3 separate regions of the Mus musculus genome follow, and regions 2 and 3 are each linked to region 1. The links are chromatin loops, found by intact Hi-C in ENCODE. Cell type or tissue: heart. All regions are shown on one strand.

Region 1 (8,000 bases):
TTGTGTGGTTTTCTTTTTCCCTCTCTTGATTTGCTGGTCTGGGAATATTTCTTTCTTGTGGAGTTTTTTGGTATGGTTAACCTCTTAAGGTTGAAGTTTTCTTTCTCTTGACTTCTGTAGGACTGGATTTGTAGATAGAAACTCTTAAATTAAGATCATAGAATGTCTTTTTCCCCCCTCTATATATTGTGATGGAAAGTTTTGTTGGGTATAGTAGTCTGAGCTGGCATTTGTATTTTTTAGAGTTTGTAGAACATCTTTCCAGGCCCTTTTGTCTTTTAGAGTCTCCATTGAGAAGCCAGGTGTTATCTAATAGATCTACTTTTATATATTACATGATATTTTCCCTTTGATGCTTTTAATATTCCTTATTTGTTCGGTATGTTTAGTATTTTAATTATTATGTACCAGGAGAATTTCTTTCCTTGTCCAGTCTATTTTGTAATCCGTATGATTCTTATACCTTGAAGGCACGTCCTTCTTTAGGTTAGGAATTTTTGTTCTATAATTTTGTTAAAAATATTTTTGTGCCTTTGACCTGATTTTTTTGTTTTATTTTGTTGTATTTTCCTCCTTTATCTGTTCTTACTATTTCTAGATTTGGTCTTTCATGGTATCCAAGAGTTCCTGGATGTTCTTTGCCTAAAGTTTTTTAGATTTAACATTTTCTTTCACTGAAAATGTTCTTCTACCTTGTTTTCAGTGTCTGAGAGTCTCTCTTCCATTCTTATATTCTGTTATTGTAGCCTCTGAGGTTCCTATTCAAGTTCCTAAATTTTCCATTTCCAGATTTCCCTCAGGTTTTTTTTTTTTTGAGAATATGGAACTCCTAATGATAACAGCTAACATAACAGTCATAGAATACTCCTGTGGTATATGCTGCTTTAATCTGTACATGAACTCTTCAGCAGATATTGCTGCTATTTTATAAATTAATTGAGGCGTGGAGAACACCAATGGAATTTCACCCAAGTAAAGGAAGATAGAGCCTGGGTCAAACAGGGCAGTTCCCTGTTGGCATCTATACTATTAAATACCCACAGTACATTTCTTAACAAGTAAACCAAAACCAGCTGCTCTGATTACAATATCTGGATTTGCAGTTTTGGATGACTTCACATTCCCAGGATCAGTAGATGAACTATTAGAGCCTCCTTCAGGGTTATTTTCTCCATAAGGAAAGAATGCAAGAATGAAAAAAATTTCAATCTAACCCTCAGATTAAAACCCCTGCTTATAATCAGGCTGTAGGTTTTTATTAGCATAGCTTCAATTTACTTGATCTCAAATAATCTTTGCCTTTCATGCTTAATTGTGCAGCAAAGAACATCACTAATACGTCCTTTCACTGCCCAAGTAAAGACTGGAAACACCTACACCAACATGTTAAACTTAGGTAGTGTGTTGCTTTGTAATTCCAAACACATAGGTAAAAATTCAAGAGCTAGCTGATGCTAATGTTGCTTGAATGCTGGGCTAGGCCAGCCCCAGAGCCTGCTGCACAGTTTGTAGTAATAGGCTGCTAGATTGCAAGGCCTGCCTCAGGTTCATTGTTGAGTAGTGAAGATGATATGGGCCCATCTATACGTGTGCCCAGTTATCTAAGCCAGTAAGCAGCAACAACACAAATATGAGAGTGGCAAGTCTCCCAGTCTCTGCCGTGCTTTTCAGAAGAGCTTTATCTTCTCATTCATCAAAAACAGTGAGCCCCCAGTAAGTATCAAGCACTGTAGGCCACATTGCATGGTGGAGTTTTCGTGCCAGCCACTGAAAGCCAAGCAATGGGATTAGAAAATAAACTCTGTAATACATTAAAAGATGATAAGAAACAGAAAAATCTTAGATCTGACCATAGGGAGAAAGGAGAGTTAGTGAGGTAGAGCTTCAGTTTAAAAACCAGGGTTCAGCATGGCACGCTAGGTTTTGTGTGGATTAGACCTGCACAGCTGCCCTGGGCCCACTCTCAAAAGAACCTACACTTGATGCAGTATTCTGTAGACATCAGGTTGACATTCTCTATAAGCTATCCCTTGAACTTGTATTTCTAAAGCCAAAACAGGAACACATAATCGAACAGAGGCAGTGCTTACACCACAAGTGTCTTAAGTTTGTTGAGATTCTAGTTAAAAAGTTGCATTGGACAAGGTCAACCGTGGTCATGACAGATTGTCCTGAGTGCTCACTTATTACAGTCATGGATGTCCGAAAAACCGGTGAGAAGTAACCAGAGAGGTCATTGACCTGGTAGACTTTCCAGTGGGCCAGGATGGAATGGATGCAAATAACAGCAGAAACAAGAGCCACGAGAATCAGAGGGATGGGTGCTCCATTCCTGACTGTGCAAACAGAGGAAATTAATCTCCTGCCAGATCCAAGCTTATAACCCTTACTGAAACTAAAATGGATGCATTAAATCAGAGCATATGACTTCCTAATAGCAGTATGAAATACGCCGATGGAGAAGCTAGACGAGAACTAAGAACAACAGGGTAAACTAGCACACATGCATGAAGATGTCACAATGAAATCTACTGTTTCATATACTAACTTAAAAGAATAAAAAACAAAGGTGTCTAAGAAAGCTCTACAGCTCCCGCTCAGGAAAGATCTTTACAGTAAAGGTTTTTGGGTTGTTGTTTTGGTCTTTTGTTTGTTTACTTGTTTGTGAGACAAAGTTTCTCTATGTAGCCCTGGCTGGCCTAGAACTCACTCTGTAGACTAGGCTGGCCTTGAACTCAGAAATCTACCTGCCTCTGCTGGGATGAAAGGTGATTGCCGCTATCTCCAGGCTACAATAAAGTTTTAAATTATTTATTATTATTTATAATAATAATAATAATAAAATCAGAGCAATAACTTGATGGCTGAAAGACATGGACAGAATTCTGGACTGAAATGGGGTGAGCACAGAGATCTTTATGATGCTATAACCCTTCAGTGTTCTGCTGGAGACACTGTGGCTTGTGGAAGGTGTTCAGCTCAGCAAGGTCGTTGATAGACCCAAGAGGAAAGAAGGCAGGGAGAAATGACTCAAGACTAGATCTGAGACTGTGGCTCTATCCACTCTGTATGAGGAGTCCTTATCCACAGGGGAAATACATTGAGTGTACTGAATTACCGTGCCTGCCTAAACCAGCCACTTTAGTGGGCCTAATGTCATTTGCTCATATAAATGTTCCCTACCAATTCATTCCTTTTTCACAGTGGCCGAGGAAATGTACATTCATTGTTAAAACAAACAAAGAACCCTTCTGTGCTGCCTGACTTGCAAGTGATGCTGAGACCCTCCCAGGATACAGGCTCAGCAGAGAATATCCCTGCCCTTTATTTGGTTTGTGGGAAGGGAGTGGGAGGCTATTGTTTGGATCCAGGACTGGCAATGTACACTGGAACATTCCTTCTCCACCTAAGCCCTGAGACAACCGCAATCCAGGAAAGAGTTAAGTCAGAAAGAGGAAAATATCTCACCAGCATAGCTTTTAAACAAAAGACATGAAAATGGAGGCTCTCCGTATATGGAAAAATTTTCCCTTTTCATCCATATTGATAGCCAGAGGGGGTTATTATTGAGAATATGGGTAAAGTTACTGCCAGTTTTTGCTGCTACTCGTGTTTAAAAAGAAACTATGGAAACCGAGAGAAGGAATATTAATTAAGTTCAAATTTGGAATGTCTTTGCCAGGCGTGGATGAATGAATTCAATGAAGCAACCTGTTGGGTTGAAACTCAGTGTTTTGTTTGCAATTAAAAGAGTGCTGAACTTTTCATAGATTAACACTTTTTGCAGTAATCTTATTAAAAGGTTATTTCTTCATGAGATTAGTTCTGGAATGCATTTTTTTTCTATTTAAAGAACCAGTAGATATTTTCTCTCCACCCCCTCCCCCACAATTGTAAGTAGCTGCATTACTAAGTATGCCCCCCAATGTTTACAAATGTTAATACATTTACTTGCTAAAAATAACACCAAATGGCACAGACTAGCAAATCCTCAAACACCCCAGCCTTGGCATCTTCCCCCACCTCTAACTGAAGAAACTTGTTACCAGTCTGGTAGATCATTAAGAGATTTGATTTGCAAAAACTAACTTCTCTCACCTGGAAATCCAAGCAACCTACAAGTTACTGGACCTGTTTTAATTTTTTTTAAGAGCCTGTGGTTTGAATATATATATAAACTTTCTAAGGTCCTTGGATAGTTACATGGTCTAAGAGTTATTTATAGCCTGTGACTTTTCTAAGACTGTTTCCAGTACTGAAAGACAGAGGCCCAAGTGGATAACGCTAACGAACAAATCTGAAACGAGACAATTCTTCATTTAAATAAAGCTAGACTAGCTTCATTGGCCACCGCGGGGGGTGGGTGGGGGGTGGGGGGGTGTTAAAGGATGCCCCCACTTTACAATGTGAGTAAGTTGTGGCCGTCGTAGTTCTCTGATTAATTTGCTTCTTTCTGGTAGGGGGATAGCAATGCTGAGGCAAACACTGACGAAACTGGAAATCAGCTCTGTTTAGTAAATGGGAAGCCGCGTTCTAAACACAGACAGCATCCTAAGGGCTCTGCTCGCATGCTAAGCCGCGTGCCTGGCTGATGGGCCGCCGCAGCTGCGGAACAATGCACTTCTCATGGATGGTAGGAGGGAGGCAGTCTTGTTTCAAGTAATACTATTTCTGGGCGGTAATCCAAAATGCGCAGTAGGCAGAAGTTAAAAGGAAGCGCTTGCTTTTAGGTTTTTAAAATATATCCCTTAATCCAGGGTGATGATTGACAATCATGATTTAGAGTATGAGGGGCCGCTCTTTAATCCAGTAAGTTTGATGTTATTTGTGTATCTAGTAGGGCTTTTATTCCACTAAAACTAAGTGGAAGCCTGTGCAATTGATGCCGCATTTCAGAATTGATTCTTGGCCTGTGCTCTATTTACAGATTAGTAAGCACACAGGATCCGGCCTCCTCATCTTTTTGAAATTTAAAGGTCTTGAAAGGCACATTTACAATTAAAATGTTTCTTGCTGTGTACGAGTGTGACCAGGAAGTGACGTTTTTTTCCCCCCTGTGATTTAATTTTTTTTCCCTAAACCAGAAAAGAAGCAGTTTGTAAGATTTTCTAATACAATTATCAAATGGAGCCTTAACCATTCATTCTGTTTACAGGTGGCTGAAATATTGTCGCCGATGCCTCTGTGTAATTTGTTGGAAGCACATTTGAGACATGTTACTGAACGGTCCCCTAGCCTTTGTTCCCCCTGTAGATCTCCATGGACGCTTTTTCTGGAGACTAGATCACTGTGCAGCCATTGTGCGCCTATTGTTTTCATCAACTGGGGCAATACTCTTCATAAAAGGCCCACATGATGAAACCATCATCTCGGAATCAAGAAGTCCAAAACTAAGATATAAACAGAGGGATCAGAGTGAGGGGTGCACTCTACGGTAGGGATGGAACGTGCTTCTTGTCCCTCGAACTGTCCTTGCTGTCCTTTCTTCAATCCTGAATAAAACAAACTGGCCTTAGAAATGAGAGGAGGAAAGGAAAAGCCGGAGTGACAGAGTTTTGTCTGCATTCTGAGGTCTTTAATTGGGAAATTCTTAAAGTAGAACACATTCACTGCGAAGCGTTTGGAAACTATTGAAACAGAGAGAATGCTGTGATCCCTGGTTCAGAGCAAAGACAGTCTTTGTTATATTTGACTTGTTTCGTTGTAAGGTTCTGGACTTCAGGGCTAAAACACTTCCCAGGAGACATTGAAGCTTTGGAGTGGGGACCTGGGTGAGACAAAGGGCTATGGGTTTGCTTTGTGTGAGCAAAACTTTCTGTGATTAAAAAAAAAAAAGAGTAATGGGTCCTTTTTGTGTTTAGAATATACTCTAATGTGATAAGTGAATGTTTACAGTACTGCTGTCTGTTAACATTTCCAAAGGCTCTTTGGCGTGCGCACACGCGCGGGGTGTGTGTGTGGGTGTTTAGGGAATTGTGTATTTGGTATTTAAAGGCTAATAAAAAATTGACAGGGAAATCATGTCAGACTATCTGCTGGAAACCAGCTATCAGTCCATATCCTTCCAGCCTTTAGACTTTCAGGCTCTTGTCATGAGCGGCTGAGTACTCTTATTTTTTTTTTTTTTTAAAGATTTATTTATTTATTATATGTAAGTACACTGTAGCTGTCTTCAGACACTCCAGAAGAGGGCGTTAGATCTTGTTACAGATGGTTGTGAGCCACCATGTGGTTGCTGGGATTTGAACTCTGGACCTTCGGAAGAACAGTCGGGTGCTCTTACCCACTGAGCCATCTCGCCAGCCCCCTGAGTACTCTTATAAACTGCCACTTGCCTGAGCTGTGGCCGATTGATTCATGAGAACTGCGTAGAAAAGTCATCAAATCTTAATGAGGATTTCTGAGACCTGTGATAGGTGGAGCTAAATCTGAGCCCAAGGATTAAATCCAGACTCCTTAGACTGCCAGGGAACAGACAATGATGGCCTTCATCCCAGGAACCAGACCAGACAGGTGGCTTTTCCTTTGCCCAAAGGATTCTTTCTCCCCTGCCTTACACTCTTACTGCATCTTCCTTGAAGGTGTCTTAGTGTCATCTTTGCCTGCTAACTGTAGCCATTGACTCCTCCAAATTCACAACCTCTCCCTCTGCATACAACATACTCTCACTCTCTCACACACACAGCACACTCACATACACATAACACATATACACTCACACCCATATACACATATACATACACATATACACATACATACACACAACACACACAACACGCTCACACATATAACACACACATACATAGCACACACATTCTCACACACATACACACTTACACACACATACACACTCACACATATATACACACACTCATATACATACACTCACACACATACATACACATACACATCCTTACACACTCACACACACTCTCACACTCACACATATACTCACATGCACATATACTCACACACATGCACACTCACACACACAGTCGCATACCACTCACCCCTTCAGTTATCACCACCTCCAGACTCATTATTTGCTTACTGCCTGCCCTTCCGCTTTCCTGTGGGCTCTCACAGCCTAGCACGACTTTATGAAGTGATCTACTGACTATGTGAGTTGCTAACCAGATTAATAAATAAATGAATGGGTTTTCTTAATGAGATAATGGCAGGAAGTACTCAGAACCCTGCACACATCTAGCACAGAGTACTCAAACCTTTCTGACTCCTGAGGAAGACCCACCAAGTTTGTGGTCAGTGTTCTGATGAATTATGACTGTATTTTATCCACCTTTTACAGAAGCAGCAACTCTGAAGCTTGGAAAGAATAGCACTTGTCTAAAGACACATGATCAATATGCACAGGACAGACATTCAAACTTAAACCATCTCATTCCGAACCCATGTGTCTACCAAAACCAGACACTTCCCTTTCTCTAGCAGAAAGCTCATGGTCACTATATGAATAAGCGGGTTAGTGTGCTCCTCACATGAAAGAAATTATAATAAAAGGTAACAGTAGATGCTAGATGTATAGAAAATGCTCAACAAACAGTGATGTTGTTGGTATGTATGTATATATATATCGTATAGCCTACCCAGAAGCAACCAAACCTAATGAAATCAGTAAAAACCTGATTTATATAGGGGCTTGGTTGGGTTGATAGCTGAAAAAAGAAGTTTAATATCTATTTAGTAGGAATGGGTCATTCTTGCAAGGGTGCTGTTTTTTCTTCTTCCTTTTAAATTTTCTCTGAAGCCAGATGTGGTGGGGCATGTCTTTAATCCCAGCACACAGGAGGCAGAGGCAGGCAGATCTCTCTGAGTTCAAGGCCAACCTGGTCTACAGAGTGAGTTCAAGGATAGCCAGAAATACACACTGTCACCCTATCTCAAAATAAAATAAAAATAGGTAAGTAAATAAATGAATGAATTTTATTATTTCTAATATACTCGTGCCACAGATATTTGTCTATTTTTTTTCTGCCCAG
Region 2 (8,000 bases), 320 kb after region 1:
GCTTAACTCATAAGTGGTCTGCTTTGCACCCCCCACCCTGCCCACACTGCCTCAAATCCCACTAAGAAATGATTAGAATTAAGCTTGGCAAATTTCAAAATAAAGTCATTTCTTAAAAAAAAAACTAGTGAAGAATTACTTCTTTTTAATAGGTGATGATTCTCATGCAAAATGTGGTCACCCCCTCTTCCCCACACTGTCCACTGAATTGCTGAAAAGATTTGAAATTAATCTTCATATTTCGGAAGTTAGTGTCCAGGGAGTCTAACTACTCCCCCCACCAACCCCCACTGTGCTCTTGTGGGATATGGGTTTTCTTCTTTTTTTTTAATTAGCCTGGAAGACCCCAGGGATGGTTCTCCCCTCCCCCACCCACTCCCATAGTTAATAAACTTGGAGGAAACTTTGGAATATTTTAAACCAGCTTGGCATTTTGAATGGAGAAAAATCAGCCCAGTTAGTGATATACATAAATCCAGATTACAAAACATGGATATCAGCCATAATGTGGGAATCACATACAAGCCTTGACAAATAACTTGGTGCCTGTATGCTGCTACTTTCCCGAAGCTTCATATCTCATCAGCCTAGCAGAGTAATTGTACACACAGCCACTACGACCCACCCACTAGTTAATGAGAATTGTTGGGAAAAAAAAAAAAAACCACAATCAAGCTATCTTAAGTCAGTTTCATAGGAAATGTTTTTGTTTTCTAAATGGGAGAAAAGTTAAACTCTGGATAAAGGAAATACAATGAATGGCTAGGAAGAATATTGGAGGCTCAAGAACTTACTGAAAATCAAGAGATGTTTCCATCCAAGGAGTCTTTTTCTCCCATCAAGCTTCTAAGGGTTTCTGTGAAGCAGCCCACCCTCTCCACCCCCCTTCTCCCAAAGCCAGTGGCTTTTGTCCTGACCTAGAATAGGGTTTGTGGAAACCGTACCTGAGCCGGGGTGTCTGCAATTTCCAAATTGACAAGAAGAGACTGGAAGATAAAATGCATGTTCTTACAGGTGAAGAGCAATTTTGCAACTTTTCCAGGCGACACAGGAGAAAGCTTGCCTGCTACCAACTGCTGGAGAGTCTGGGCAGAATTCCTCTAGAAAGAAAAAAAAGAAAAGTCTTTTTTCCCTTCCCTCCCTTGTCTTCATCTCTGGCTCTGGCTCTCTTTCTCCTCCTATGTGCGTGTGCGTGTGTCTCTCTCTCTTTCAGATCCAATCTTTTGAGAGCTGCAGCACACTGCTAAGCTAAAGGGAAATTCTCTTTGATAAAGCAGTGTTTCCAGCTTCTGGGTTTTAAAACCTAAATCTATATTCAAATCTGGCTGAAGGTGTGTTCTGGGATTTATGAAAAGCCTCTTAAAGGGGTAAATTTACCAAACCGTGACAAAATCATCACGATCTTACTTTAGACATCTGAAGTGGATGAGAATTTTAAAGAGACCCTTGTTTATTTAACACTGTCCGTTTCCAACTGGTGGTTTATTGGCCCTGTATTTCCGCGAAGTTATTAGACTAGAGGGCAAAGGAGAAGCGGGGGGCTGTGTGCTGCCAGCCGCTGAAGGGGAAAGCCCTCCCACGCTGTATCTAACAGAAATCCTCCACTGTCTATAGCACTCCGGACTTTTCTGGGAGGTTTGGTTGCTCTGGGTTGTCTCAGGATGACACCCCAAACCTTTACCCGGGCCTTGAGAGGTTCCTAATGTCTCCGGACCCTACTGTAGATGTATCGCTTTCTCTCCGGATTTTTTCATTTACTTTGAGTGACTCACAAGCCCTCGCTCTATTTCGTTACCGCACCCCACCTCTACTGCCCCCAAGGCCTTGCTCCCCTACATCCACAATGGCCTTTTTCTCTTTTCTTTTCTTTTCTTTTCTTTTCTTTTCTTTTCTTTTCTTTTCTTTTCTTTTCTTTTCTTTTCTTTCTCGCCCTTTGATGCTTTCAACATCATTATGATCAAACCGGGGAGAACTCTTTTCTCGGGGTGGGAAACAACCTCTTTTTCAAGAGATTCGCGTGGATTTGCCTTTCCATCATACAAAGCACGATGGCTCGGACCAAGAGCCAGGACCTGCTTCCCACAGCCCGGGCCACGCGGGACAACTGCCTGGGACATTTGTTTACCTCTCCTAAATGAAAGGCCTTAGGGACAGTCGCCAGGTGTTTCTGCACAGTGGGGGCGGGGTAACAAGGAAAGATCCGTACTCACCCTCCCCCCTAGCCTAGGCCCCACAAAGTCGTGGCTCTGGGGAACGCGACAGCCAGGAGTTTCCTTAGGACTGGAACAGCTACGAAGGAGCCAGGAAGAACTGGGCAAGCCCGGAGGAGCTCGAGGGTTCGCGGAGCCTCCAGGACCCCAAGGCTCTTAGGACACACCTGCAAGTCTGCAGCGGCAGCGGAGTGCCCAGCCTTAGGCCGGAGCCGAGCCCAGCCGGGCTGCCGAGAACTTGCAGCCTCGTGCGCACTCCCGTAATTCGCTAATTGCTGTAAATCCCAAGGACGGCCACATTTGATTACACATACAGTATAAGAACCGACAACAAAGCGACGAATTAATTACCAACTTCATTAACATAGGTCCCCAAATTAAAGGCAACGAGCTGTTTCTTTGGGCCCACTAGCAGTGGTGGCGGTGACTGAGGTAGTGAGGGAGGGGTGGGTTTTTTCGTTTTGTTTTGTTTTTCCTTCTGCATTGGGAGTTGTGAGGGGAAAGCTATCCTCCCCCCCCCTCCCCCTCCCAGCCTCCATTCACACACTCAGCAGTAGCGTTTGCCCCTCACCTCCCCCCGCCCCGTCCCCTAATATTCTGTCCAGCGTGTTTCTGCTTTTCTAGAAAACTCTGATTCTTGTTTAAAAAAAAAAAAAAAAAAAAACCAGTCTGGACCAGAAGAAGTTGAGTTGGTTGACCCTGCAGCATCCCAGCTCCCGAGTTTCGGCCTCTGAGTAGGGCGCCTCCATCCCTAGTAACTCCCAGGCCTGAAGTACCAGGCGTTTGTTCTTAAGCACAAACTGTTTCTACTGGGGGCTTTTTGTCACCTCATACTCAGCTGGAGAGATTTGAGGTATCCCCTCCCTTGGCCGGAAATCTGCCTTGGCGGTAGATTTGGGAGCTCACGTTTTCTTTTGTATCTTGCTCTATGCTTATCAAATTGAAAAAACATGCCTGGAAAGCCAGAACTCCAGAGACCAAGGGTTATTCTAAGGGGTAAAAGAACAGCCAGTGAGGACGCTGGAGTTTTCAGACAGTCCATAGCTGCGTGACTCTCTGCCTACACTGCATGTTCACAGCTCAGTTCCACTCTTGTTCATCTTCACCCATTTTTCCCTCAGCGCCGTCTGGTCCTCTTCAAGAGAACATAGCCCTGTTTTTAAGCCTGTGCCTGGGTTTGAGTTCTGCCTCTGACCCACACATTCTTTGCTAGCGTTGGAAATCGAAAACGGGGTACTACCCCCTCCCTCCTTCCCCTAGCTTTGACTTAAATATTTTCCTGCTTTATGTTGTTTGGTATCCTTTCTCTAAAATAAAAACAAAAAAGAAAAGGAGGATAAGAAGGAGTATAAAGGAAGAAGAAAAGACCGAAGAGGGAGGCCTTCCTGTCCATCATTTTAATTATACAATTAGTTCACATGCTTGGGCCCATAATGTATATTTTAAGCGTAGCCCAGTGTTTTAAAGAACGTTCTGGTAGTGTCGGAGGCCTGGATTTGTTGCCTGCTCTTCCCCCCGTGCAGCAGCGGCCTGTTTTCCTCCCCCTGTTGTGTGTTTTTATTATTTTCCCTCTGGCTTAGATGTGTCAATCATTCTCTCCCTGCCATTGGTTGGAGAGTTTGCGTCAAAAAGTTGCCAGAGAGGCGCTTTCTCAGCAAATCTCCCTGAGAGCGGAACCTTCCTCAGCTCCAACTCAGCCTCCACTGTTACTAAAAAATAAAAATCGCTAGAGGAGCTCAGTCGCCACCTCTACTTTGTATGTATCGTAGACGGACACAAGCCTGTTTACAACTCTGGCCACTTCATTTTATGTTTTCTTTTAATTGTTTTTTTTTTCTGGTTATGTTTGACTTTTTATGGAAAGGTGAAGACTACAAGGTTTTTAACTGAATGCTCTTGATTTCTTTTAGGATAGCTGGCTATTTGGAATTTTGAAGGATAATTTGATTTTTTTTTCTTTTCTAACGTCCAATGCGGCTGTAAGGTAAGTGTCCGTCTGTCTTGTCTATAGCGATATCTTTGTGTTCCCCCAGTCCGCAGTGACCTCCGCTCCTCCAATGTGCAACTCTGCGGACGTGGAACTTCCTTGGGTGGGGGCGGGCGATGTATTTTATTTTTCTAATGAGAATTTTGAGACGAAATAATGACCATTAGGAAAAAATTTGACGATCTGTAGAAGAGGGAGGGAGTGGGAGGGAGCGAGAGCGCGTGCTCCTGGGGGTCGCTGCTACCGAAGAACGTCGCAGAAATCCTAGGAGTCTAATCTGGGAGTTGGGGAGGGGTTTTGTTCTTATGCCCACGCTATTCATGGCTTCTCCTCGCGAGCTTTGCATTTTGGCCCCTAGATTGAGCTGGAGTCCTTAGGTTTGGTTCCAAGGGCGTATTTTAGAATCCATGACAAAATAATGCTTGTGTAATGTACCTAGGTTGGTAAATTAAAACAAAGATAATAAGGTGGACGCTTCCGAAAGACGGAGCTCCCGAAGGCCGGCTCTCCATTATCGGCGGGGGCCTCGGGCTGCCTCTAGACTCCTCGGTTTGCAACGGGAGCCGAAATCGGAGCGGATAACCGAGGAGGCGACAGCGCTGGCGTCTTGTTACTCCCGCGCCGCCTCAGCTCCTGTTTCTCGTCCTCACTCCCCAAGCTTAATGCCCCTCTGCTCTCCGCCTCTTCTCAAAGCCGCTAGGGCTCTTGAATCTTTTACAACTCTCCTCCTCTCCATCCCTAGGGGTGCGGCTCCCCCAAGCCCCAGAACTGTACACTGAAAGTCGGGGCTTCTGGGCCAGATCGCCAGGCCGAGGCCGCTAGTTGGACAGGTTTTAAAGGCGACTGTGGCTAGTGTGGTTCAGGGCACGCGCGCCTCAGCCTCTGCGCGCAACTGGGACAGCCAGACCTGAGGGTGGGCGCCTGGATGCTCCTGGTCAGAGACCCCGGAGTCCCTCCCTAGGAAGGACTTCGAGTTCTTAGTTGTTTTGTGTCTGGGGTAGCATCGTGGCCCGTTAAGCACTTCTGTACTGCCTTTTCTGGCTTGGGGACAATGAAGTGTCGTAGGTCAAGGCTGACCTTATACGGAGGGGCTCGCCGAGGCCCAGCCCCTGCTCTCGGCCTGCCCCCAAAACGAACTATTAGAAGGTCCCCGCTGACACCCGGCCTGGGCGACGGTTCGCGCGGCAAACTCCGAAGAAGTGGCGGTGTTGATGCGTTCAAGGGACTATTGAAAGCCAGTGTCCGATTTCACTGGAAAATCTGAAAACCTTAGAGCCCCAAACCGATTTGGTCTTTTGGAGGGAGAAGGGTGTATGGAGAGAGAAAGAAGGCCCAGCCGCGTGGACCACTTTGGGTGGGGACCGAGAGGAGTTGCTCTTCCTTGGAAACTGTGCCCTCCATTCCAGAGCTTGGGGGGGGGGGGGTGTCAGGATTTCGTCTGTTCACCTCGGGACTTTTTCCGGCCACTGAAAGTTATTAGCACTAGAGTGGAGTTGGGCGCAAACTCCTCCCCCAGAGAAAGGTAGACACCCAGGCCTCTCCTTCCAGACCTAACACCGGGGCTTCTTCGAACTATAATTAATAGTCAAGAGCAACCCTTTGGCACATTTCTTTCTCCCTCCCTCGCGGGTGGTGATGTTGATTCCCCGAGGCCAGAAACTTTCACTCGAGTTGGCGGGCCTGGCGCCGGCTGTTTTCCAAATGCCCGCGTACCTCCTTCTTCCTTTCCCTCCGGCTCTCGGTCCTCTCCCCTGCCTCAGGCCGAGCCGCCAGTCAGCGAAGTTTTGTTTCCTTTCTATCATGCAGAAAATTAATCAGCCAGGACGAGAAGCAGAGCTGAGCACGACGGCCTGTAATTAAGGGACGTGTGCCCCTCGGATTATCTCGTTAGTTTATCAAGAAAACATTTATTATAATTAATTCTCGGACGAGGTAATTATTATTGAGCGAGGACACAGCAACTGGTAGATGGGCTTCTTGGAAGAAGGGGAAAAAAAACCACCAAGGAGGGGGGGCGATCTGGAGGGGGAAGCGACAGATTGCACGAATTGACCGTTAGATATAAGGCTGTGCAGGCCGGCGCAGGCAGTGGAGACGGGGCTTGGGCATCAGAGCTGCTGATCTGCCGGACTGCAGGGCAGAGACGCCGGACCCAGTCGCTTGCTCCTGGAGGAGAGAGCAGTCGGGGAGTCGCCGCGCTATCGCTATTTGCTCCTAGGTATGAGCTCTCGGAAGCCATCTCTCCTCGAGAGCGGTCACCTTAACTCTTGTGTCTTAGAAAGAGTCCCCACCCCCATTCCCCTTTGCACTGTGCGTGGAGAGGAAGCTAGAATGGAATCCTTAGCAAGCGGTGAAAGTTAGGTGGAAGGGCCCCGCAGCCGTCTTTATTATCTATCCGTGTTTATTATCTAAGCTCGCTGTGGAGAAGTGACCGTGGTTTGGGTTTTGGTTTTCCTGTTTTGTTTTTGTTTTGTTTTATTCCGCCCACATCTCCAGGAGGAAAAGTGAAAATAGTTTTCCCTGACAATTTGAGCCGTTTTGACTCTCCAAGAAGGACCTCGCCCCGAACTTTCTGTTACTGCTTTTTATCCTGGAACATGCCGCTTTTATCAAATGATCTGTTTAGGCGATCTAATTGGGTGAGAGCTAGACTAGTAAATAAATACATGCCCATCTTAACATCATATATAACAGGTCAGAACTGTCCAAGGGAATAAGAGTGTATTTTCAAAGAATTCCTCTTTAGAGGGTATTTAAATAAGGAACGACTGGGTTTTTAAAGAATCTTACGTTCACAGTTACAAATAGCTAGATCTTGGAAGAAGGAACACAGAATATAAAGTGTTCTTCGCAAAAGTAACTAGTTTCACTCGTTAACAATCCAGTTCTCTTAGAAGGACATTTATAAAAATCACATTTTAGGGTGGGGAAATAAGACTTGTGTTCTGAATGTAAATCTGGAAGAAATCACAGCTGTTGAGTTTTGTTTGTGAAGCTTTGCCTTTGTCTCTTAAGCAAGGTAAATATGAAAACCTAAGGTCTTAATTTTTTCATTAATGAACTTTATGAAGTGACAGAGAACTCAGTCTTGTATCCGCCATTTTGAGGAAGTTTCTCAGAGTGTCAAAGTTTCAAAGCAGAGAGAGAGAGAGAGAGAGAGAGAGAGAGAGAGAGAGAGAGAGAGAGAGAGAGAGAGCGCTTTAAGTGCCTTATTTTTGGAAAATAAAAGCCAGCCTTACACACATTGCCTGCCTGTATTAACATCGATGGGGGGAGGGGTTCAGCAAAGGAACACAGATGACTTTTCTTTTTCTCCCCCCACCCAGCTCCTTTTCTTACAAAATTGTAGGAAATTTAAAAAGCAGAGAGAAGTGCGGTTAGTTCCATTGCTTTGGATGTTTATTGACTTCAAACCTAAATATATGGGAAAGGTGGCTCCCGTTGCAGCCCCCTCTCCCCCCAACCCAAAATCCAAGAAAAAGTGTTTCCCGCTGGATCTGTAGCCTCCTGACATAAAAAACATGGAAGCGGCTTGCTGTAGGAATGCACCCCTCTGGACTTGCAAAATGTGGGGGCAGCAGTTTATCTGACTTTACTTCAGTTAGGATTCTAACTTAAGCATTTCTGTCAAGCCCTGTGCTAGTCTTGAAGAAAAGACTTTTTTTTTTCCCTCTCAGTATGTTTAAATTAAATATTTGATGGGTGTCGCTTAAAAGTTAAATAGTTGTTTGTTTAGCTATAGTTCTTTAGACACATGTAATCAAACTCCTCCAAAACCCTAATAAATCTGTTACTTACTTCGA
Region 3 (8,000 bases), 620 kb after region 1:
GTTCCAAATTCACGTTCCCAGGACCCACATAAAAAGCAGGCATGGTAGTGTGCCCTGCCATACTAGCACTGGGGCGTGGAGACAGGTGAGTGCCTGAAGCCCATCTGATAGCTGGTTTAGCCAATTGGCAAGCTCTAAGTTCACTGAGAGACTATGTCTCCAAAACCGTGGAGAGGCTGACACCCATCCATGTGCATACATGTACAAGTACCCATACTCACATGGGTGTACACATATACACTACACACAAAAATAAAATAATTAACTTCATTAGCAAAACTACAAGGCAAGTTGGTTCCATCTCTTCATATCAACAGTGTTTGCTCTTGTAGTCACTCAAACTCCCCCTCCCCCAAAGGAACCATGTTTATTTATCTCCCCAGACACAAGGTACTTCTCTGGGGGGCGGGGGGTGACCGCATAAAGTCTCAAGTAGGTTTCTGGGTAACCTAACAAATGGATCATGACTGACTAAATTGATTGGCTAGACATTCCTCCTTAAAGAAGTTTGAGCTATCATCCATATTACTGTAAGGACCACACTAAGTCATGCATGCATAACACGGCACTTTTCCATCACTGTAAACTGTGTATTGGGTGTACCATTAGTTCACCTGTTCTAAAGATGCTGTCTGATCTGAGCCTCTCACCGTGGCAAGTGGTCTCGAGGGATGACAGGATTCAGGACTTGCTACCCCCGATGTGGGTCCTGAGGCCTGGAGGAAACAGCAGGCACATTAATGGCACATTAATGGCACACTTGCTTCCTCTTGCCTTCGTCACGAAATAGCTCACAAAAGAGTCCTGGGTCATGTTCCAGAGGGTCTTTTCTTGGACCTCAGGTCCATGGGTGGAGACCGAGATGCAGTGTTCTGGCAAGAAGGCTGTGCTAAGCTCTCCCTAGTGTATGAGCATTTCATCATGTCTTGGTCTTCTGGTCAGACAGATGCATGGATGCTCTTAAAGCTCTTGTCTTTGTTTCTTTGTGTTATCATCTATGAAGTCACCATGTCACATAAAACTGACCTCACACCAATGTTTCACGCACACCTGCCTCACGGGCATCTTGGCCATGTGCTTTGTCATGGTAAAGAAAAACTTTTCTCTCCTGCCAAGACCAAGTGGTCTACTTGGTCCACTCTCTGAGATCACATGCATTAGATTTCAAAGTTGCCAATTTACTTCAATATAAAAATGATTGTGGGTGCAGAAACTGACAAGCTAATTCTAAAGTTCATATGGAAATACAAGGAACTCAGCAGAGACAAGATAATCTCTAATAAGAAGACCATGGGCTGGAGAGATGGCTCTGGGGCTAAGAACTCTGCTGTTCTTGCCTAGGACCTAAATTAAGTTCCCAGCACCCACATCAGGCAGCTCACAACTGCCTGTGATCTCAGATCCAGGGGATCAAGTGTCCTCCTGCGGCCTCTACAGGTACCCAACAAACTCACAAATAAAAATAAAAAAGTAAGAACACAGTTAGACAATGTAGACTTCCCAACGGCAAATTGATCACAGAGCTTTGGTAATTAAATGGAGACTGTGGTGCAGGTGTGAGCACAGGCTTATAGATCGTGGCGGTCAGTTTTATATGCCACCCTGGCGAGACTTCTGATATTGTCAGACACTAACCTAAGCGGTGTTATGGATTTGTTTTGTAGATGTCATTAAAGTGTATGACCAATTGAATTAAAGCAAAGACGAGCACCATAGGCTATCGGAGGGCTTGAATCAGTCATCCGAAGGGAGACTCAAAGCTCCCTTGAAGAGGAAGAAATTCTTCCTGTTAACAGTAGCTTGACATCTGCGTTAGGGCTGTCGTCTGTCCTTCCAGACAATTTTGACTTTACTACAATTTTGCAAGCCAATCCCGTTTATATATGTTAATTCTCCCCCCTCCTTACTCCCCTTCTCTCTGTGTGTGATTTCTCCCTTAGGTCTGTTTTCTGACTAAGACAAGACTAATAGAATGGCACCAAGAACAGAGCCTGCGAGCAGATCATCATATTCTTACATCTGTGACCTCCAGCTGATTTCTGACAGGTATACGAGGAAAGACTGTTTTCAACATGACATAAATATGCCAAAGACTGGGGTTGTACCTCTGCTGCACACTGACATACAGAAGTCAATCAGAGGGATCAGGACACGCATGTAAAAGCTAAAACTATACAGTCTGAAGAGAAAACACGGAGGTAACTGTGGCCTTGGGTTGAGCAATGGTTCCTTATATAGGAAGCTAAAGTATAAGTCACAGATAGGACATGGTAGTTCATGGGGTGGGGGAGGCTTCCCCCAGAGAATGGGAGAGCATATTTTCAATCTATTATCTATCTTCCAATAGAGCTTTATCGTCCACACCATGTAAAAGGTGGCTATAAGCCAAGCACTTCTCTGAAAGCTGTACTCTCTAGCACCAACACTGCATGTTCTCTGTGCTCGGTCCAGCACCACCTACAGTGTGTAGCCCAGCTCTGCAGTTCTCACCGGCTTCATTCACAGCTGTTAATCCACATTATGTGCCAGGCTCCATGCTCACTCTTGTGGTGAACAAAGACAAAACCCAAACAGCTACAGAGCAGCATGATGTGTGCCAGAGTGGACTTGTCTGTGAGAACAGGGGTGGCCCAACAGACATGCCCGCGACATGGAGCTGGCCAAGAATGGCTTAGTGAGGATCACTTTAGTCAAAGCTTAAGGCTAGGCAGGAATCTATGATTCTCTCTGTCACTGTCTCTGTCTCTCTCTGTCTCTCTTTGTCAATCTCTGTCTCTCTCTGTCAATCTCTGTCTCTCTCTGTCTCTGTCTCTCTCTGTCTCTCTGTCTCTGTCTCTGTCTCTCTCTCTCGTGTGTGTGTGTGTGTGTGTGTGTGTGTGTGTGTGTGTGTGTGTAGGAGAACTTGACTCAGAAGAAGCTAGGGACAGGCGTCCAGGTGTCACATCTGCAGAGTGCTGGAGCTGGTGCCATTTCCATTGTAAGCCAGCTGAGAATCACTAGTTCCAGGGCTCCCAAGAAACAGCAGAGGGTTGAAGCAGATACTGTTAAGAGCTCCCTTCCTTGGACTGAATGGAAACCTGTTCTGTTATAGTTTGTAACAAACAGACTGCACTTGGCAATGAGTCCTGGCCTTTCTATCCATCATGATGATTCTCTTGCTGTTAAGCAGACATTTTCTGAGTGTCCCTTAAAGCTAACAGTGGCCGAATGGTCTTTAGCAGGAAGGTTTCTCCTCTACTGATGAAAGAGAGAAGTGGCTGGCACTGGCTTCCCCTTTCCTCCTGTCTCTTGACCTTGAACATGATTTTCTAGAAATACCACAAAATAAACAACTGAACAAAACAACATGAAACACTGAGAGCCAATATGGTAAGAAGGCAGGACAGAAAAGATAGAACTTTTCTGGTGTCTTCGGTACATCACAGAGCACATGTCAAAAACACAAAACACACTCATGGAGAACTTCCCTCCATGCAATAACTTGAGTTATATCTGAAGCTGTCCTAGCAGGCATGGCTGTATGGCACAGAACACTTCCAGCCAAACGCAGAGCAGGGGCTTCTCTTCTCGTCCTCAGAACTCATTCGTCCTCAGCCGTTCTCAATCTACTACACACATTTCATCCGAACTCCTGGAAAATCCCACACCACAAGAGTCAGCATGTCATTCTACAGAATGAAACAAATGAGCAAACAAACGAACTTGAATAACACCATTAAATAAGAAACTTACTTAAAGTATCTCCATTGGTTATTCTGGAATAAACTGTCTCCTGGACTTATCCCTAGTGGCTGTTTTGAAAACCTAAGGCCTTTATTATTTTCTGAAAGCATTAAAAAAAAAAAGATATCTGCCCTGTTAGTGATTAAAATCAACTTGAGTTGGGAGGCACGTATGAAAGGACAGATTTAGTCATTCTAATTAGGTGATTGGTTGCCCTCTAGTGGTAGGAAATGGTAATAGTGTTGTTATGCCAATGTGGGTTGATTTGATTGTGTTCATGCAATTGTTTATTGAACAGCTTATTCTATGCCATGTATAGTCCTAGGCTCTGCAATGGCACCACCAAGGAAAATAAGCCAGGATCCTAACTCCAATAGAGTAGGCTGAAAATCAAATATGAGAGATCTCAGAAAGCAATTATTAAAATTGAACACAGTCGTGGACCAGGGCTAAGATGACATTCGCTGTTGTGCTGTGTGCAGTGTTGTCCCTGATCAGGTGACATTTAACCCGAGAGCTGGAGGCTAACATTCCAGACCAAAGAAGGAGGCTGAGTAAGAATCTCCAAGTAGGCGTGGGTTTGGGGTATCTGATTAGCACAATGTTCAGAGTGGCTGGGGCTCTCCATTGAAGGTGGAAAGGCCAGGGGATGGTTTTATCCATAGCCTCAGAACATCAAAGTAGATTGAATAAAATTGGACAAGGAAAACACACAGATTGACTGACATTCTTTAAAGCTTACTCTGGGTACCAAGTGGAAAAGAAGCGGTATGGGAAGGGAGCGGAGATGGGTTTACTATAGCAATTCTGCGTTGGAAATGGTGGCAGCTTGATCCAGCACAGCACAGGTAGCCGTAGAGAAAGCTGACACACATGGATATATTCTGGAGGTGAACAACAAGATCTGCTGAATGCTTGGATGTTGATGATAAAGGGAAAGAAGGACTCAAGAATAAAGCTCAAAATTTCAAAACGCTTTATTTTTGCTTTATGTGTTATGAGTGTATGCGTGTATGTATGCACACTGCATGTGTTCAAGGAGGCCAGAGGATGGCGTCGGATCCTCTGGGGCTGCAGTTACAGGTGGTTATGAGCCACCATGTGGATGCTGGGAACCAGAGGAGATGGAAGCCATTTCTCCAGCCCTCAATGCTCAATTTTTAATTATTCACTGAATGGAAGGAAATGGGGGAGATTGACTGAGGTGGGTAAGGCTGGCTGAGAGTAGGTTTGGGAAACAGATCAGGTCATGGCCTTCAAGGTTAGGACACAAGATACAGAATAACTTTTTGAAGAATAGGTTATGTAGTAACAATGGGCAAATAAAAAGAAACACGCTTGTTGCAAGAGAGAAAAGACAGACATGGAACTCACCACAAGGAATTAGAAAGACAGAGTTCCAGAGTATAGCATGAGAAAGTCAGCCAGGAAAAAGAAGTTAGTGTCTAAGAAGCAAGGGTGTTGGAACTATCTTTGAATTGTTCTTTTTCTAATTCTGTCTTGTGGGGACTCGCACCAAACATTGTAAAGTGTCGTGGGACACTAGTGTTAAAGTGGTCTAATCCCTTTCTTTCACAAACAAAATAGGGGACACCTCAGAGACAAGGGGGCAGAACTACCCCAGCAAGTATGAAAGGAAATACAGGGGGGGGGGTCTGCTCTGAGGGGCACCGAATCCTTATATCAGTTCTTTGAACCGTTTTGTGAAGTTTCTATTTTCCAGTCCCCAGACCCCCCCCTCCCCAAATCCTAAGGTTCTAAGAGACCAAATATCCTACAATTGGCCCCTGGCAGAGGCAGAATAGAAGGCTTAGGTTCCAGGGCTCTGGAATCCATGGAAATTGTGGGAAGAGTTTGGAGGCATGAAGAGGACAATGAAATTGATCCAGGGAACGCCTTTTAAAGAGAAATTTGTCTTCTTCTTTTTTTTTCTACCCAGACATTAGGTGCAAAGCAAATATCAATGCTTCTGAGAAGAAGAGGGCGCAGCCTTGTAGATTTGAAGGAGACTTGGGGCTGAGGATGGTGGCGTGGGATCAGTGACAATGACGGTGGGGTTTATGTAGCTACCTTTTAGAAAGTGCTTCCTGTGGTCCAGTGTTTCAACCACACTCCATGCTTGCAACCAACTTGCATCCTGTTACTGGACCCGTTTTCTGTGACTAAGACATGAATAGGGCAAGTGACTTGCCCAAGGTCATTTAGTGACAGCAGAGATGTGCACACAAGTCTTTCTGTCTTCCCTTAAAGTCCTCCGTTCTTCGGTTCCACGCTCTGGGTTACCAGGGCAATGGCCCCAGTCTTGGATCTCCTCATTTGCATTGTTAAGGACACAGGACTATAGCTGGAGCAAATGTCGTTAAATATCATATATAGTTGAGCAACCTGTACATATAAAACTTTAGCTAATGTGCTATGGTATTAAGACAGTGGGGGGGGGAAAGGGTAGGGAAATGGGGCCAGCAGAGGGTCTGACTGTGAAACTGGAAGATCTGAGGACACTGCTGCATCAGGAAAGACCCTCTTCCAGTAGACAGTGGGGATCCTCACAGCCTTCGAGAAGGTTCTTGGGTAATATCCCACTTTTGGCTATCAGAAATGAACACAGAAAGCAAATGAAGTCTAGGCATTTTTCTGAAAAGAAACCTATGGAAAGCATGAACCACAAGATTGTAAAACAGGTCCTGTGGCTAACACAGGACCTGATGATGATTCAGAGGGTCCCAGGCTGACTGGCAGTAACTCCGTCTTTTGAGAATGAAATTACATGGTGTTAGAACGTGTGAGACGGAGAACTAAGTTCGTGTCTGGGTACACCATGCTGTGCTGCGTGCGCTCTGCAGTCTTGTTGCTTTTTGCTGAAGCCACAGCCTATTAGAGATACCTCAAACCCAGACAGTCAGTAGTGTCTACCCAGACTAGTGAATATGCAAAACTCTTCAAACCCTGCACATGGAAGAGGTTCCCACCACCCTGTGATGATCAGATACAAAGATATTTTTAGTCTAACTATACATTCTCCTTTGTGAAGAGACAGTATCTGAAGCCTGGAATTTCTCCTTGCCCTAGATAGTTTCCTTGCTTGTCCAAACAACAGCATGCTTTTGTTTGTCTAGATGATGTTTGGACAGTATTTTTTAAATCAGTCCAAATTGGCCATTGACGTTTGTCTTGGGGGGGGGGGCAGAAGTGTGATTGTTATTATAGGACCAGAATGATATAATATCGTGGCATCGGAGCAACCAAACGAACATCTGTGGTTTACAATAAGAGCTATCTGTGCACCAGGAAGAAACGGTTGTGATGGTATTTTTGGGTCACACCATCTCACTTAAAATAGAGTGTTGTCTTTTTAAGGAGTTCCAGTTTCAAGTCCTTGTTTCTTTAGTTATTTACTGCTATAAGCCTTTACTGTTGTTGTGCCGGTGAAAATAATTGAGCCAGTAGAGGGCGCTAACGCAGCACAGATGGGAATTCCGGATGTACCTCCCCAAGTATTCTCGGAGGCTTAAGTAACATTTTCCCAGGGACTTCGGGGATGCAGTGGGAATGAAACATTGCCAACAAGAATCCTGACAGGTCTAGTGGCCCAATGCCCATAATCCTGGCCACTCTGAAGGCTGAGGCAGGAGGATTGCCAAGGTTGAGGTCAACTTGGGCTGGAGATCAGATTCAGGGTTGTTCTGGGCATCTTAGTGAGACGCTGTCTCAAGACAAAACAAACCACTGTTGTCTTGTGTCAATTACATTAGTATCTAAATATTTTATTCAGGCAGACATTATGAATGGAGGAAAATCTGTGTGCCGTAACTGTCATCCAGGTTCTCACTACCTACCCTGTGCTCTGTTTTCACTTGGCACAGTGGCGGTGCTTACATCCTGGAGGTAACCAACAGCTACCTAGTTAGACTTATGGCTCAGTGAGGGAGTTCACACCTGGTACTGTCAACCTAGCCAGCTGCCAACTGCTGCTAAGGCCATAGACCCTAAGAGCCAGCTACTGCTGCTTCCCTCGGGCAGTATAACTTCTGTGTCCTAAGCACTTACCCTTACACCCACACCTAAGTGTATCTCTCACTTCTGTGAAAGACACGCCTTTTTGCAACAGATAGAAACCATTACAGAAAGTCACAGCTGGTCAAAGTACAGAGAGTAATTGTCTGTGGGGTGAGCAGCCCCAGTGTGGATACATCTACAGCACGAGCGCTACAGCTAAGACTCAGGAAATGCCCTAGTAGAGGGAACAGAAAGATTTTAAAAGCCAGGGGACCAGAGCA

The links. Hi-C counts contacts between places; a loop is a spot of excess contacts. Peaks named below come from ENCODE experiments on the same cell type or tissue, not always from the same donor. Only the 100,000 strongest peaks of a DNase experiment are listed, where the experiment ranks them.
Region 2: a loop joins it to region 1, with 2.3 times the contacts of the local background. A loop is called at or near these places in 7 of 42 quality-filtered maps.
Region 3: a loop joins it to region 1, with 7 times the contacts of the local background. A loop is called at or near these places in 16 of 42 quality-filtered maps.

What each region holds. Positions count from the first base shown.
Region 1 is chr14:48,987,574-48,995,573 of GRCm38, reverse strand. No RefSeq gene overlaps it. Among named protein-coding and RNA genes, the nearest start is that of Gm36024, 6.5 kb to the right of the region's middle. In heart, a CTCF peak has its summit at 4,630; a DNase peak (open chromatin) is centred at 4,583; H3K4me3 peaks cover 826 bases; H3K27ac peaks cover 368 bases.
Region 2 is chr14:48,663,394-48,671,393 of GRCm38, reverse strand. It overlaps Otx2 (orthodenticle homeobox 2), which reads left to right and starts at 3,750. Exons shown (of 5, transcript NM_001286482.1): 1 at 3,750-3,966; 2 at 4,121-4,194. It overlaps Otx2os1 (orthodenticle homeobox 2 opposite strand 1), which reads right to left and starts at 2,106. Exons shown (of 5, transcript NR_029384.1): 1 at 1,998-2,106; 2 at 945-1,100. In heart, no CTCF peak of the experiment used is centred here; no DNase peak of the experiment used is centred here; H3K4me3 peaks cover 2,786 bases; H3K27me3 peaks cover 5,718 bases.
Region 3 is chr14:48,366,463-48,374,462 of GRCm38, reverse strand. No RefSeq gene overlaps it. Among named protein-coding and RNA genes, the nearest start is that of Tmem260, 76 kb to the left of the region's middle. In heart, CTCF peaks have their summits at 2,450, 3,746, 3,945 (motif pointing left) and 7,158 (motif pointing right); a DNase peak (open chromatin) is centred at 7,272; H3K27me3 peaks cover 1,499 bases.